Regions from separate parts of the Homo sapiens genome. Here region 2 is linked to region 1. A link is a loop called in an ENCODE intact Hi-C map of the cell type or tissue named here. Cell type or tissue: endothelial cell of umbilical vein. All regions are shown on one strand.

What was found. Hi-C counts contacts between places; a loop is a spot of excess contacts. Peaks named below come from ENCODE experiments on the same cell type or tissue, not always from the same donor. Only the 100,000 strongest peaks of a DNase experiment are listed, where the experiment ranks them.
Region 2: it touches region 1 in a loop (2.1-fold over the local background); 2 of 110 quality-filtered maps call a loop at or near these places.

Annotation. Positions count from the first base shown.
Region 1 is chr10:55,369,770-55,377,769 of GRCh38, reverse strand. It overlaps a transcript of PCDH15 not described here. Among named protein-coding and RNA genes, the nearest start is that of PCDH15, 570 kb to the right of the region's middle. In endothelial cell of umbilical vein, no CTCF peak of the experiment used is centred here; a DNase peak (open chromatin) is centred at 3,459; H3K27ac peaks cover 1,001 bases.
Region 2 is chr10:55,453,343-55,461,342 of GRCh38, reverse strand. It overlaps a transcript of PCDH15 not described here. Among named protein-coding and RNA genes, the nearest start is that of PCDH15, 660 kb to the right of the region's middle. In endothelial cell of umbilical vein, no CTCF peak of the experiment used is centred here; no DNase peak of the experiment used is centred here.

The DNA of each region.
Region 1 (8,000 bases):
AACATACATGTCATAATATCTTTTATACTAGGTACTCAGAAAGTATACGTGAAATGAAAAGCATAAAAGAATATATATAGTGGTAAAAGGTTAGTACCAGGTAAACCAAGTTGTAATGATCAAAGAGGCCTCTATGTAAAGGTCAAATATAAATGTCATAAAAAATGACTTATTTTATTGAATTATTTTTATGAGAACTTGAAACATATAGCAACTAAATATAGCAAGCTATTTTACTAAATATAGTAAGCTATTTTACTAAATATAAAAAATATAGTAATTAAATATAAGTAAGCTATTTTTATAGAATACGCAAATCAAAATTTTCCTGTTTTTAAATAAACCAGGAATACTTGTTTTCCTTTCCAAATCACAAATTAATGAATAATTTATTTTAATAAGATAGACTTTATAAGATAGTTCTCTTTTACTCTACCCCAAATACTGGCACTGTCGGGTAGAAAATAATTTTCTTATGACATATAGCAAGTCAAACTGCTTGTAGAATTATTAATGTTTCCCTCTTTTTGTTGTAACTTAAAATAGTTTGCCTTGGACACTTAAGAGCCTGCCTGGTGACAGTACTTCCAGTCTGTTTTTCTTTTCTTTTTTTTTTTTTTTTTAGTGAAGAAAGAGTTATCACAAAGTTAATAGCCAAGAAGCACTTCAAAGCCCTGGCACAATTGCCCAATATATGAACTAATATTCTAATAGTGCTTTCTCATCAATTACATTTAAACACAAATTCCTTGCCTATCATTGAGAAAATGTGTTCCTTTTAAAATATGACTTAATAGCTAGTTTTTTAAAAATAGGGTTATAATTTTAAGCCAGGAAGCAAATATTTAACATTCTTGCCTAGACTATTCTATTTACATTTCATCAAATGTAACACTAATACTACATTTTGACCTGCTTAGTAAAAGTAAAGCCACAATTTCTGATGAAGAACATATCTGAAATAGTTAAACCATTTTCACAAAGGATCTACATATTTCAGAGTTAAATTTCATTTGAAAAATCCGCTTATAGGTGTATTGACTCTCCAAGAACAACAGTAAAATCTGAAAGTCCTGAACTAATTTGCAATCTTGAAGCTATACAAAATTTTAGTTGAAATAAGCCAATAAGATCAAAATGTTAATTATTAAAGGGCCATATTTATATGGGAATATTACATACCTTCTTCTTCAATAATCAAAGCTAAAAATGGGAGTCTCTGGAAAACTAAAGCAGAACATGATTCAGATACTGTAAGTCAAAAGCCAGATAAATACTTCTGGCCCTTGTAGAAAGAAATCATTGCTTTAAAAATCAAGGACAAAGAGATAAGCTTAAATAGAAGCCAAAAATAATGATATTCCATGAATAATGGCTCCTGTGATGAAACCTGAGACGCCAAGGGCAAGAATTCTTTTGAAGTCTCAGTTTTCTCATAGTCGTACCGCTTAACATAATGCAAATCCTGTGGGATAACCTAACTTATAACATATCTAAGTGGATCGAAAACTGGATTCATCTTCACAAAATAGAAAATTAAAATAAAATATCCTACATAGTATTTGGTTGCCTGTGGAGTTCTACATAATACTGAAATTTAATCTCAAACCAAACATGCAGATGAAGAACAGGAAAGGTGGAATTTTTAAATATTAGGAAATAGTTATCATCTAATATATTCTGTTATGATTAATTTCTGTAATAATCTTTTGAGGAATATAAGCACTTATAAAAGTTATGATCTAGTGTGATAAATATGGTCCTAAACTAAAATGTTATATTAACTATTTTTATAGACACTACGAATAAAATAAACACTCATATTTATTAACATAGTATTTTCAAAAATTACATAGTTTTTACTCCCCTGATATATAGATTGGTGGTAAAAACAGTATATCTAATCATATTTTTCTGATGTTTGTTAAATTTTTTATTCTACTAAATTTTCTGCAATTCCCAAGAGCAAATGCTAAAGAGAAAGTGTTAATTAGGTAGGAAGTAAAAAAAAAATCATCTGGCTTATTAAGCAAGTGAACATCACAAGGGATTGAAGGTAGCTAACAAAAAGCTTTTGTCTTTGTAATTCTGGCTGTGGAGGGGAAACCAGTGCAAGTACTCTAAGATATCAGATGCAAGCAATTTGGGGAAATAAATCTGATAACTTTTATTTGGATTGTCATAAATTAGACATAGAGAAGACACTCTCCCCATAGCATTTAAAGATGCAAAAGAACAAAGACTTTAGAAGTTTTGGCAATTAATATTCTGATACAGAAATTGTGATGATGCAGATGAGATAATTTAATGAGGACTTTAAAATTTTAGAAAAACTTTAAATAAACCACGATTACAGGAAACAATGACTAGGAAATCATGATTCATTATGAGAACATCCCATATTCCAGCCTTCACTAATTTTGACTAATTTTGATCACAGGAAAAAAAATCACTTAAAAATCGATTTAAATATTACTTCCCTGCCATTCTTTCTTAAGTTTTCCTTAAAGAAATTTGATACCTTTCAGGAACACTCACCGGAAAGCAGCCACATATTGAATGCTTTTTTGGCAGAGAAAAAATCAAAAGTATTAGCCCTTAGTACTTGCTGTGGCAAACTCAGAATTGACATTACCACATAACACAATTACCAAAAGAGGTCATTTGTCTGTTCCAATAACTCCTACATAGCTAACACAACATATATGTGGTGAGGAACTGGAAGCAGCTGTGTAACAAACTCTGGATGAAAAGATAGAAGATAGTTACTTGGTAACTGAAGTGTAGATCTCATAAAAATTTTAACAAGATTCATCATAGTAAATGTTTATGTAGAATGTCATTTTATAGAGTTTCCTTTCTACTCTATTTTTATATTGTTGGTCAGATCAATAATTCCTTCATTTATTCATTTATGTTTATTCAAATCATATTTATGGAATGCCAGTGAGGTACCGTGTAATGGCTGCCGTGCATCACTCAATTTTTCACAACAAAAATTATGCTTTCAGGCATCTCAAAAATAAGTTGATAAATAAAAAGTAAATATTAAAATCATTTCATCCCTTTTTGTATTCATGGGTAGTAACTGTATAGAATCTTTTTATTTTTACATATACTAATAGTATTAATATTTATTTAATTATGAATTTGGGGTAAAATGCATGCCGATTTAAAGCTGCACTTTTTTTCTCATATTAAGTTTCTGACTCTTGAGTATGTCATGGGAAGCTATTCTACTTGGCATCTGTCAAGCAAGTGATATCTATTGCCTATCACCAGGAGTAGAGGCCCAAACACCTCTTCTCACTGCATCTTGGTAATGGAGTCCTCAAGGAAAACATAATTCAGTCAAGCACTGGAATGAACAAAGCTTTACACACATAGAGAAAAAACAGAGCAAGATCAGCTTTAGTAGTGGGTGTCAGTCCTCCATGGCCAGAGGGCCTCTCCCAGTAGCTGACTCAAGGCCATTGGCCTGCACACATCCCTCTTCTGCTGAAAAACAAAAGACCAAATCTCCACCCCTTCCTCACAGGGGACAAATACAGCAGTGGTGTTGGCTAGGTGCCATATGACACAAAGCAAGTCCAGCACAGACTGTATCTCTTAGTAAGGAAGAATCAAAGCCCAAAGCCCATTCTTTTATTATTATTATTATTATTATTATTATTATTATTATTATACTTTAAGTTCTGGGATACATGTGCAGAACGTGCAGGTGTGTTACATAGGTATACACATGCATGGTGGTTTGCTGCATCCATCAACCTGTCATCTACATTAGATATTTCTCCTAATGCTGTCCCTCCCCCAGCCCCCCACCCCACCACCGGCCTCGGTGTGTGATGTTCCCCTCCCTGTGTCCATGTGTTCTCATTGTTCAACTCCCACTTATGTGCAGTGTTTGCTTTTCTGTTCCTGCGTTAGTCTGTTGATAATGAGGTGATTAAAGACTTAAACGTAAGACCTGAAACCATAAAATCCCTAGAAGAAAACCTAGGCAATACCATTCAGGACATAGGCATGGACCAAAGCTCATTCTTACGTAGTTGGGTGGGGGTCTGAAGCCTCCATGTACAAGTCTACCTTTCCTAACAGCATCACTCCCTATTATTTCATGTTGTTATCATAAGAGCCTCTCTGATCTCGCACTAACATGGTGGCCTCATGTTTTCCTCCATTCTTAAATTATTTTTCCTTGGGCACTGGACATTTTTTTTTAGATTACCTGTACTGTCCTTCTGTATTTTAATGAGGTCTAGGTATGATATCACTCAGCTTTCTTGCATTTTTCTAGAGTAATTACTTGGAAATGCTGCCATTTTGAGATTATATCCCTATTTGCACCTATATTTTTATAGAAGGAATTATCATCTGCCCGTTCTAGCACAAATTCTTAATTGATACTTTCCCCCATGGAAAGACTTTGTTCCAGCTAAGTAGTTCACCTTGTTGTGCCCAAAGATACCATGGATTTTTCTACTCCTGTATTTTTAATAAAGGTATCAGAGCTGCCTGAAATAATCTTTGTATATAGCTACATAAATGATTAAAGTTCCATAACTCCTAAGTCATGGAGCTTTCCCCTTAATAGCATAAATTTACTTCTGCTGCTTCTTTAGAATTTTCAACATAGTTATTTGTCTCCTGATAAACCTGTCTGGTAGGTTTGTTGCTGTCTCTATGGCTTTGGTTCTTGCTGGACTAAGAATTCTTTCAGGTCAGTCATTTTTAATTATTTTTTGAATCTTAATGTCTAGCTCAGCACTAGACTCACAAAGGCTACAACCTCCTAAAAATATCATGGTGTATTAAATTAGCTGCATTTATTTATCAATTTTTTTCTTGTTGATATCCTTTAGAAATAAATAGAATGTAATAAATAGAATGTTTTTACGTGGATATATGTTTACTCATTATGTTCCAACTTGGTTTAAATCCATTGCTTGTCTAGTACTCTCAAAGTCTTGGGAGAAGACTATGTATTACAGAAATGATGTGTCAGAAGGGCATCTTCATAAGAGGCCCTGGTGATATGAGAGAAGTGGTTGAAGATTTTGGAAGGAGAGCTGCATGAGCACAGGTATAATGACACATTATCAATTTGGCTTAAGTTTGGCTTTGCCTCATCATGAGGGATTTGGAATTTGGATGAAGCATGTGAAAAGCCTCCTCTTGCTCTGATTCTACTTAGCATCATTCTCTAGAATACATACAGCTTTGACTATTTTCCCTCATGCACACTGTTCATACATGTCTATGTGTCTAAATATTACTGACCTAACTGGGTTGTAATAATCTTGAAGATATCCTTTGGTTTTTTGATTTTTAAGGGATTATAAAGTAGTTTTTGTATATATTTCCAGTTTAATATTTTCTACAAAAGAGTGAAAGATTTTACCCCATATTTCTCCTATGCAAAAACTAAGTTCTTAGCATGGTGCCTGCCATATGGGTGGGTGTGCAGGTGGAAACAAGAGGAAGAAAACTTGAATTAAAATGAGAAATGTGTGGTTTCAGAGCTTGGACATTTAAGAGCTAGAGAATCTTGAGTAAATGCATTTCTCTATAAGTGTAGAAAAATAATAAATATGTGCCCTATACATTTTCCAGGTTTGTTATGAAGATCAAATGGGAGCATGGATGGGATGATTATATTAAGTTTCTATTGTGATTTTATTTAATTGAAACAATTAGCTGATGATTGTTCAAATTATTCTTCTTTAAAATATCTAAATTTCTATGCTTCCAGCTCACTTGTATGAATCTGTTTGAAGTTGAGCAATGCAACTTTCTATTTAGAGAAATTACCTTGGACTTTAAAAAATCTTAATGTAAACATGAATTTACTTTTTTACCACCTTTACCTACATACTTCCTTAAGATATTAAAACATATTACTTAGTAACTGATTAAATTTTTTTCCATTTATTTGGATTGAAAACTACATATCTGTTTGTATTACTCCATTTTCACACAGCTATAAAAAACTACCTGAGACTGGGTAATTTATGAAGAAAAGAGGTTTAATTGACTCACAGCTCTGCAGGCTATACAGGAAACATGGCTGGGAGGCTTCAGGAAACATACAATCATGGTGTAAGGGTGAAGGGGAAGCAAGCATGTCTTTACCATGGGAGAGAAAGAGAGAGAGAGAGAGTGATGGGGGAAGTGCTACACACTTTCAAACAACCAGATCTTTTGAGCACTCATTCAGTATCACAAGAACAGCAAGGTGAGAAATTCGGCCCCCATGATCCAATCAACTTCCCTCAGTTCCCTCCTTCAACAGTGGGGATTACAATTCAACATGAGATTTGGGTGAGGACACAGAGCCAAATCATATCACTATTGCAGTGGTTCTGAAATTTTTAGCATCCTTCAGAATCAGCTAGAGGGCTTTTAAAAGTGATTATAAGGCCCCTCCACGAATTTCTGATTCTGAAGTTTGGGGTAAGGCTCAAGAATTTTAATTTTAGCAAGTTGCCAGAAATGTGGTAATTTGTGCTGGTATGAGATCACATTTGAGAATAATCAGTCTGTAGTAGTCTCCCTATAATTAACTTCTCTGAGTTTAATTTCTCATCCTTTTAATCTATACTCTCCGTATCTCTATCCTATCTTTAAAAATTGTCCTTTCCTTAAATTGTTTTACATGGCTATATTTTACCCTCTTACATGAAATTTGAAACCATGCTAAAACTATGATGCAACAAAACAATAGAAACTCATGAAAAGATTGGCCTTGTCTTCATTTTCGTAAATCAAAAAAATGAGCTACTAGCTTTTCTCTGTTGTCACACACCCAAATTCAGATGCAACCTCAAAGTTACAGGCCATTTGTCAGGACCTGATTTTGCTTTCAAGAAGTGATAATATAATTGGGCACCAATACCTATGTTTGGCATGAGAAGTAATAGCTATGCTACTGCAGAGTGAGTCAATTGGATGGATTATATGTTAGGGATAGTGTGAACCATAGTAGAGGTGAGTTTGAAGATAATCGGAAGAAAGAGAGTTGGCCTGCTCAGCAACTGTGGCTTAAAGGTACACTTCTGATTTACTTTAAAGAGATGATTCCTGCTTTATTTCAAAATATAAAAAGGATACTAACATAAAACAAGAAGCAATTTGTAAGGATCACTAAATATAACATTAATTAGGACTCTGAACTTCAGAAGCGATTCTGAATAGACAGTTTATAATTAAGAAAGGGTACTTTTATCCAGAAGAACAGTTGGTTGCAAAACCAATAATGACCTAACAGGCGATTCATTAGTTGTTTTTGTTCTTATAAATTCAGAAAAAGGCATATTTCAATTTGGCTGTCAAAAAGAAATGCACAAGAAAAAGGCATGATTAGTGGTTAATTTAAAGTAACTGAAGTGTATTAGCCCTAGTCAAGTGAGCTTTTTAATTTTTTTTGCTGTCTTTAGCAATCACACAAGTATGAGTCATTTAAAAGCCAATCTGGTTGGTTCAATGCATGCTGTTTTATTGTGTTTTTTCTTTGCCAGTGTGCACATTTACCCGTAAATGGTTCACATCTGTTCTTTGTCATTTAGTGATTATGTGAAGGCCTCTGTGTCCTCCCCATTTATTTCAAACAGACAATGAGAAGCTTAATGTGCATGAGATTTAAGGAATAGTCTAGATTTTTGAGGTTCTTTGGTTACTTACAGACTCTCCCTACAAGTGGATATCAGATCTTTTAAAAATGCTAAACATTTGAAATATGTTCAAGTTATTTTCTGTGATCATTTAAAATTTAGGTTATATAATTTGATGGATGGTCCCTGATTTTTTTTCAAGCTATTGCCATTACTTGACCATTTTGCTTTCTAGCCAAAGATAGACCAGTTCATTGGAATAAGCATGTGTCTCAGTCCAGGACAGACCCTCTTTACATCTGTTTTCCTAATGGAAGTATTAATATTCTTTTTTTCATTCTGAAAATTGTACACAATTGGCTGACCAATTACATGTTTATTCTGGGT
Region 2 (8,000 bases), 84 kb before region 1:
GTATTTACCTTCCTGCCTGAAATAGGTTACTGCCTAAAGAGTTTGTAGACAGTGGTGCAGGGAGGAGTATCCCAGGCAAAGCTGAACTGGCTCCCTGAATTGACGTCCTGAAGAGACCATGATGCATAGATGTCCTAGGACAGAGTGCTGCAGAAGAAGGCCATACGGAGAGAAAGCTCTAGAGATGTCAAGGATCCAGTTGAGTACCGATCAGTGTGAATACCTGAGAAAACTACCTAAAGCTTGAAACAAGCCACCCAAAGGATTAGAGATAGTAGTGTCTGGAGCTAACACAGGGCTGAGAATAGTGCCTGTTCACATCAACCACACTGGAAACCTTCAGATTCAGGTGGTTTGGGGTAGAATACACAGAACACTCTTGCTTCAGCAGTGGGGACTTATTGATGAGCACTGCATGGATCCTACCTAGCAAATTTTAATATCAGGACCTGAAAGTATCAAACCATTTCCAAGTAACTAAACTATGTCCCAGAACAAAGCCCAAGTGGATTTATTATGAGAGAAAAATATCCAGCACTGAATGAGATAAAATATACAATGTCTGGCATACAATTCAAGATAGGCATGCAAAGAGGCAGGAACATATGACCCATAATGAGATAATACATTGGGTGCATTCAGGGTAGTGTGGCAATTACATAATTAATACCCAGTGCTGAAACAGAATTGGAAGATAAATATATTAAAATAATTATTGCAACAACTATATATGTTCAAAGTGTTAAGCAGAGGCACAAAATATGTTTTAAAAAGGCCCAAGTTGAAGTCCCAGATATAAAAACCAAAACGCGTCCGGTGAAAAATATACAGACTGGGATAAACAGCAGATTAGATGTAGACAAAGAAAAGATTAATTAATTGTAGACTTATCAGTAGAACCCACCCAAAATGAAACAAATAATTCTCGAAGGAGGTTCCTACAATGGCTTTCTCCACTTCCTTCTATTGCGTTTTAACTGATTCTAGTATAGTGCCTACTACATTAAATGTGCTTCCATAGTCTCACCAATACTTTTATTTTAGCCATCCCAATACACATGATAATAATATAAGAGTAATATAGAATACAATAATAATATAAGAATAATGAAATATAATACCCACTAATAAGATATTAAAATAATATTAATAATATTCTTTTACATCATTATTTTTAGAAACAATATCTTTTGTTAACAGGTGGCATCATTCTCCTGATTCGTACCCCCAACTCTGTGGCATTCCTGTTTTCTTTGTCAGTTCCTGTTTTCTTCACATTCCACAATCACTTTTGTTCTGTGGGGTTCTGTTCTGGTTTTTCTTGTCAACGGTCCATGCTCCATCTGGACTACTTCATCCATTTTTATGATTGCAGTTACCATTCAGTGCCCATGATCTCCCAGTTATTTTCTCCAGTGTAATCATTCAATTATTCTTTAATAATTTTCTTTTTTTAGTTATATTTTTAATTGAAGTTTGAACATAACCACTCACATAGCCACTTCAGTGCACCAAAATAAATATGTCTCATGGCCTTCTACCTGCTAAGGTCTTCCAGATTTCTTAAACTCACCAACATTAACCATTTGCCCAGACTAAACCTTAAGTGTTTTCCTCTCTCTTAGCCAGTCATTAAGTCCTTCTAGTCAACCACTTAAATATCTTTTTGATTCTCCACCTTTTCTCTTACCCTGTAACCACTACCAATTATGAGGCTCATGGCCACCATTTTTCATTGCTTAATCATTTCTAATATTGTGTTCCAATCACTTCTTCCCACTTCAGCCTTGCTCACATAAATTTTAGATGATATCATGATACTTTCTCATTAAAGCCATTCAAATGTTCTTCATTTCTCTCCAGATAAAATTCAAATTACATAAAAAAGTATAGGGTAATCATTATTGACCTCTGCTTAGCACTACAGCCTAATCTCTTTTCAATCATTTACTCCATTGGATTTCAGATAAGCGGGAGAAAACTGCATTTTTCTGGTTCATTTAGCTAAGGATTCAAAAATTCCTAGGAATGAAGTAGCTACACAAATTAGGGTAATTTACCGTGAATATTTGGCAAGATTTATTTTTTTCTTTCCTTCTTTTTTTTTTTTGCCTCCAAGGACACTCGGCTGCTAATTGCCCTCTCTATTTATTTAGGGTCCTTCAGACTTAAGAATGATAATCAATTCTTTCCTGAACACTGTTGTCTTGTACTTTTGCTTGTATCATCATTCCATAAGAACTTAACATAATAATCTCTGTACTTCCCTTTATCTGGTTCTTAAGTCAAACCTAGCACCAGCAATTGTGCATCCTCATTCTGCAGGAGAAAGCAGAATCACTTTGTACTTGTTCTCAAACAAGTTTCTGCGTTCAATGTTATAGTCCAAATTGCCTGTAGTTCTCTATTGCATGTTCTTATAGTTATAAACTTTTTGAGTAGACACCTAAAACTATTTTTAGTCATTTACCGTTTTAGTGTTTTTGTCTCACTAGTCTGTACGTATTGTCTACAAAACATAGCACATTGTCTGTCATTTAACAGCATTTGATAAACTTTGATTAATGAATGAAGAATTTTATCTGCAAAGGAACTCTGCTTTATGTTTTCTCTGTTACCTATTGGTTACTTCTTGATGATTCTTGCCTTACTGGTTTCACCCCTTTAGATATTTTAGTTCTGCTATTCATCATGCTTTACCTAAAAATACCAAGTTTATATTTTAGAGCTATAATGCTGACATCTGATAGACACTGGTGTTTCTTATTTATTTGCCACTAATGAGAACAGATTAAATGGAGACAAGGTTGCTTAGGCTGTTTGCAATGTCATGCCCTAAATTTGTATTTTTCTTTAAAACAGACAAATTTAAATGGTATGATTAAGAGGAATCATAAGATTCTTTAAGGATATTTTATAGATAAGAGAAGTTAATTGCCTTTTCAAAATCAAATGTACAGAAGAAACAAATCTGGGTTAACTCTTTCACTGTATCATTATTACATGTTCTTTATTATATTCGAGTCATCAGCAGAACCTGCAAGTGAAGACCCTCTATGGCTTTATTGAGTTCTTGGTATATTGCATTTAAAAGGGAGAAGATATTCACAAATCAATGTCAATATATTTAGAGTTTGTAATCAAACCATTTAAAAGTTTATCTTATATGTTTAAAAGTTAAAGGATCCCTTTGGAATAAACTAATACTGAAAACACATGTGGAAGATTCCATTATTTATTAGGTAATACAGAATCCTACAAGATTTATAATGAACCAAATATATATTATCTAATATTTCCAAAGTGGTTTAATCCTCTATATATGCATGTGCAATGATTCCTTATGTTGTACTCAGGATTAGATCACTAGAAATCTAATAAGCCTGTGCTTTCTAAATATCTAAGAAAACTAAAAGACATATTGCTACTTTATAAATACTAATCCAAGAGAATAGTTAGCCGACTTATTAATATAGTGACACATACAGTGACATTCAGTATATAGACTGCAAATACAATTTTAACTTTGAAAATGATTTATGGGAAATACAAAAGAGGATTATTGGTTTAACCTGCCATATGCAGTCTAGCCTAAAAATGTCTGGCTTCTTTCTGTAAGAATCATAATGAAACCCATCAGCATATAAAAGGAAGCCGTCGGGCCCTCAGGGGTATCTTGGTACCAGGTCATCCACCCTATCCTAGCTTTAGTTTTGGAAACATATTGGAACTTGCTAATTAATTGTTTTCTCTCCTGAAAACATAAGAAGGGTCTGGCCCTTCTTGGATACCCACAGCAGATTGCAAAGAACACTGAGTAGGTTTTAATTCTAAAACTCCATGCCTTTTCTCTAAAAACTGTCATCTAGTAAAAAGCGATGCATGTTTGCATCAAGAAAAACTGCTTTACACATATCACACATGGACACACTAAGTAAGAGTACATGATCTGGTACACAAAAAATCATATAAGATCATGTAACATCAATGTTTATGTTTAATTGCATATTAATGCAAAATGAGTACAAGCTACTTCAACAAAGATTATTGAATTTTAGTTGATTATTCTGTGTGGCAACAAGCATGTGGTAGTTAATAATTCCTAATTTATTTAAAAATGTTGAATTGCCCTAAATAAATGACTCAGTTTTCTGTAATTACTTTGATAATGTTTGAGTTTTTTAGGATATTCAAGTATAGATACCCTTCCCACCTTTCCTTTTGAAACAGAAATTTGTGATATGCCGTTTTAGGACTTCGTACTTTCACATTGTATGCTCAGCTCATGTAATTCTAGATTTTGGTATTCAACAGTCTTTTAAAAAGAAACATTCCCACCATATTTGTATGTCTTCACTAGTGGTACAGTTAAGCTCAGTGGCATGATTAATTGGTGATTTCATTCAGAAAATATAGCATTCTTTCTGATAATTTGCTCAGGAAGAATGATAAAGCCTCTAATACTAATTACCAGTTACTGCTCAGAACTTTCACAAGATGAAGTGTTCACAGAACCAGACTCAACAGCATTATCATCTATCATCTATGGTTTCCAAAAATGATTTAGAGCAATTTTTTTTTCAGAACCAGACAAGGCTGTCAATTTAGACTCTCATTGGCATACCTAAATTTATGATTCTTACATAATTCAGTCCTTATCCAATAAAAGTTTTAGGTAATTTTATTTTTATCCAAAATATATTTTGAAAATATTGCATAATTAGTGTTATAGATTGAAAATATTCAATAAGGTTTTCTTCCCACCTATTTAAACAGAAGCACCCAAAGGTAAATGGACTGGTTTCTGCTCCCATGAAATGACATTTTATACCACAAACACAGGATAAACAAGAGTTGGTGAATTCAACAGTTGCATTATTTATGAGACGTTTAACACAGAATGCATGAAGGAAATAAATGATCATAATGTTCATATATTTTCTTCACCATTAAAATATAAAATTTACAGTTTTAAGATTTCAAACCACATGTACAGACAAAAAGCAAAGAGATAACTTTTCTTGCTCGCCTCTCCAGTCCCTCTCTCCATAGGTAACTACTATGAATATTTTCCTGTTATATTTCAAAATACACATGCAAATAAAAGTATGAACTTATAAGCACACACGTCATGATTTTTTTTTGTTTGCCAAAAAGCATCACATCCATAGATGCTATTATGTATTTTGCTTTTCTCATGTTAGAAGAAAAACTTTAGATAAATTAAGCAGAGTTGAAGCCATATAGAAAAATTATCTGATTGACTACAACTGGCATATGCCCTATCACGCCCACCTTAACAGCCATGATGAGTTGGCTATCTGTGATTGGTTGAAACTGTTATAATACTAAATCAAGATTTAGTTCGTTTATGTATATACTAAGTAAGGTTGTAGTTCATTACGTAGGAACTCGGTGTAAGAAGACAGCCTCAGGTTGATGGCTTCCTGCTTACTTAATTTAACACTCAAATCACAAATATCTTAAGACTTCTTAAAACAAGTCCTCTACTGATGGTAAATTATATGTTATCATTTCTTGTGGGGTGCCTTGTCTATAAACATATCAATAGATTAATTTGAAATTGAGGAGGTCATTAATAAATAATTACATTTTTTATACAGGCAAATTGTCCTCAAAAAGAGCTATACTAATTTGTATGCTCAGTGAATTAGAGTATGTTATTCTTATGTTGAATAGAAGGTAAGCAAAAATACTTATTCACCTTTTTTTTCAATTAATAATCTATCACAGCAACGAAGAAACAGTACAGTATTGAAATGTCTAAAGTTGTATGATAGTTCTGATAATGATTTTTAAATATTAGAATTGTGCTATGGTTTTCACAAATGGTAATTGTTGATACTATATGGTAACTTCCAGCTGTTTTTTAGTGTCATATTAAGGATCTGAATGCTAGAATTTGCTTGGTATAACATGATCTGAATTGTAATCTTGAAAAAAACTTAAGGATAAATATAGTGTGAACACACAGAAGAATATTTTATCTTCCAGAGATGTTTTACATTGTAGTTAGTGAACTATAAATAATAATATACAATTCATGATGACTGCATGCTTCCACAAGACGCAGTTATATTTGGGTGTAGTCTATTTGCTGGGTTGGAGTTACTATCCTCATTTTACAGATGAGTATTGAAAGCATATTAGTTTGTGCTTAGGTAAAGGCAGAAAACGGCCTACTGGGTTTGAACCCAGATTTTCTTATTCAAAGACCATTTGTACTTTTACTATAATATACCACGCAACACACAACATTAACTGAGGGCACAGAGCAATATCTAGGTACTATTTGTAAGCACTTACATAAAGCATAAGATGAAGATATGTATGCATATATACATTGTATACATGTGTATAAATATGTGTGTTTGTGTGTATATATGTATATTTATTTATATATACTCTATTAATTTCGTAATAAAACTCAGGAAAAGCAAAACTTTAAGAGGCTTGACAAGTGTTTCAGTATCATTTATATTTTATTTGCCAATAGAATATAAAAGATTATCTAGCTAAATTTTTTTTTTTTTTTTTTTTTGAGACAGAGTCTCTGTTGCCCAGGCTGGAGTGCAGTGGTGCAATCTCGGCTCACTGCAAGCTCCGCCTCCTGGGTTCATACCGTTCTCCTGCCTCAGCCTCCTGGGTAGCTGGGACTACAGGCACCCGCCACCACATCCGGCTAATTTTTTTTTTTTTTGCATTTTTAGTAGAGACGGGGTTTCACTGTGTTAGCCAGGATGATCTCGATCTCCTGATCTCATGATCCGCCCACCTCAGCCTCCCAAAGTGCTGAAATTACAGGCGTGAGCCACAGCACCCGGCCTATCTAGCTAAACTTCTAAGATAGAAATATTACTAACAACTCAAAAAGGCAATTACATAGGATATTACAATTCGATTTTTTTTATAGTTTTGTTTTTCTCAGTTTCAATACTGTAATCCCCTTTAAATTGGGGGGAAATTATATATTATTGAACTTACTTTGTATTTAAGGGCTGATCCAGCAGTTTAAACTGTTAATAAAAAAAGAAAAAAACAACTTTGCTAAGCAATTCTTAATTTATAAGCTAAATTACTTTGCATGTATTCTGAAAAGTTCCTTTAAATGGCACATAGTATCATAAATGAAGCTTTTAGTATTAGATTATCAGAATAATAATGTGCAGATTTGTTTTAAATATTGAATGAGACACATTCTTATAAATATAACTATCCATAATATCTTTCTATGTTATGGTCTGGTCAACGGAATCATTTCTTTAAAATTCTTTGAATTATTTTATAGAATAAGACAAAAATTTCTCTTCTCTGGTGTTTTATAATTACATAAAAGTAAAAAACATTTTTTTCCTTTTTATTGTATATGGGATTTTATTCTGATGTGAAGGGGTGAAAATGACAAATATTCATAATTTGGTACTCTTAGATTCTCCAGATATAGCAGAAGCTAAATGAGATATCCTCGAGGGATAGTCTTTTATTTCAAGATATAAAGAATGGTATTTTAATGCAAGAAGAAGCCTGGTGGATGCACTACCTAAGGTATAGAGGTAGGAGAGCATGAAGGTTGGCTTGGAATTGGAATTGGGAGAGTGTTTGCAGTCACTTGTGGAAAGGGCCCTATAGTCAGGGTCAGTATCCAGCATTATCATCTAGAGGAATTGTAGTTGAAGCCAGGGAAATGGGACTGAGAAGTAAACATAGAATCTAGTTGACCCCCCGAAACCCCCAAACTGGTGGCAAACTTTTTTCAGTATATGCATGCATCAAATCAGAATCAAAGTTCAGGAAAAGGAAGTGGCTGAGAAAATGAACAAGGCTGGAGAAGAGGTAGGCATGGTAATTTAAACAAGCTAGGAGGTTACCATAAAGAGGTTGGCTTTTGAGTATTTTTCATAGCTTCCTACTCAGCATCTTTTCTGTCATATTTCTATTACAAAACCTAAACATGCATGTACAGGTGCTATGTCAGATCC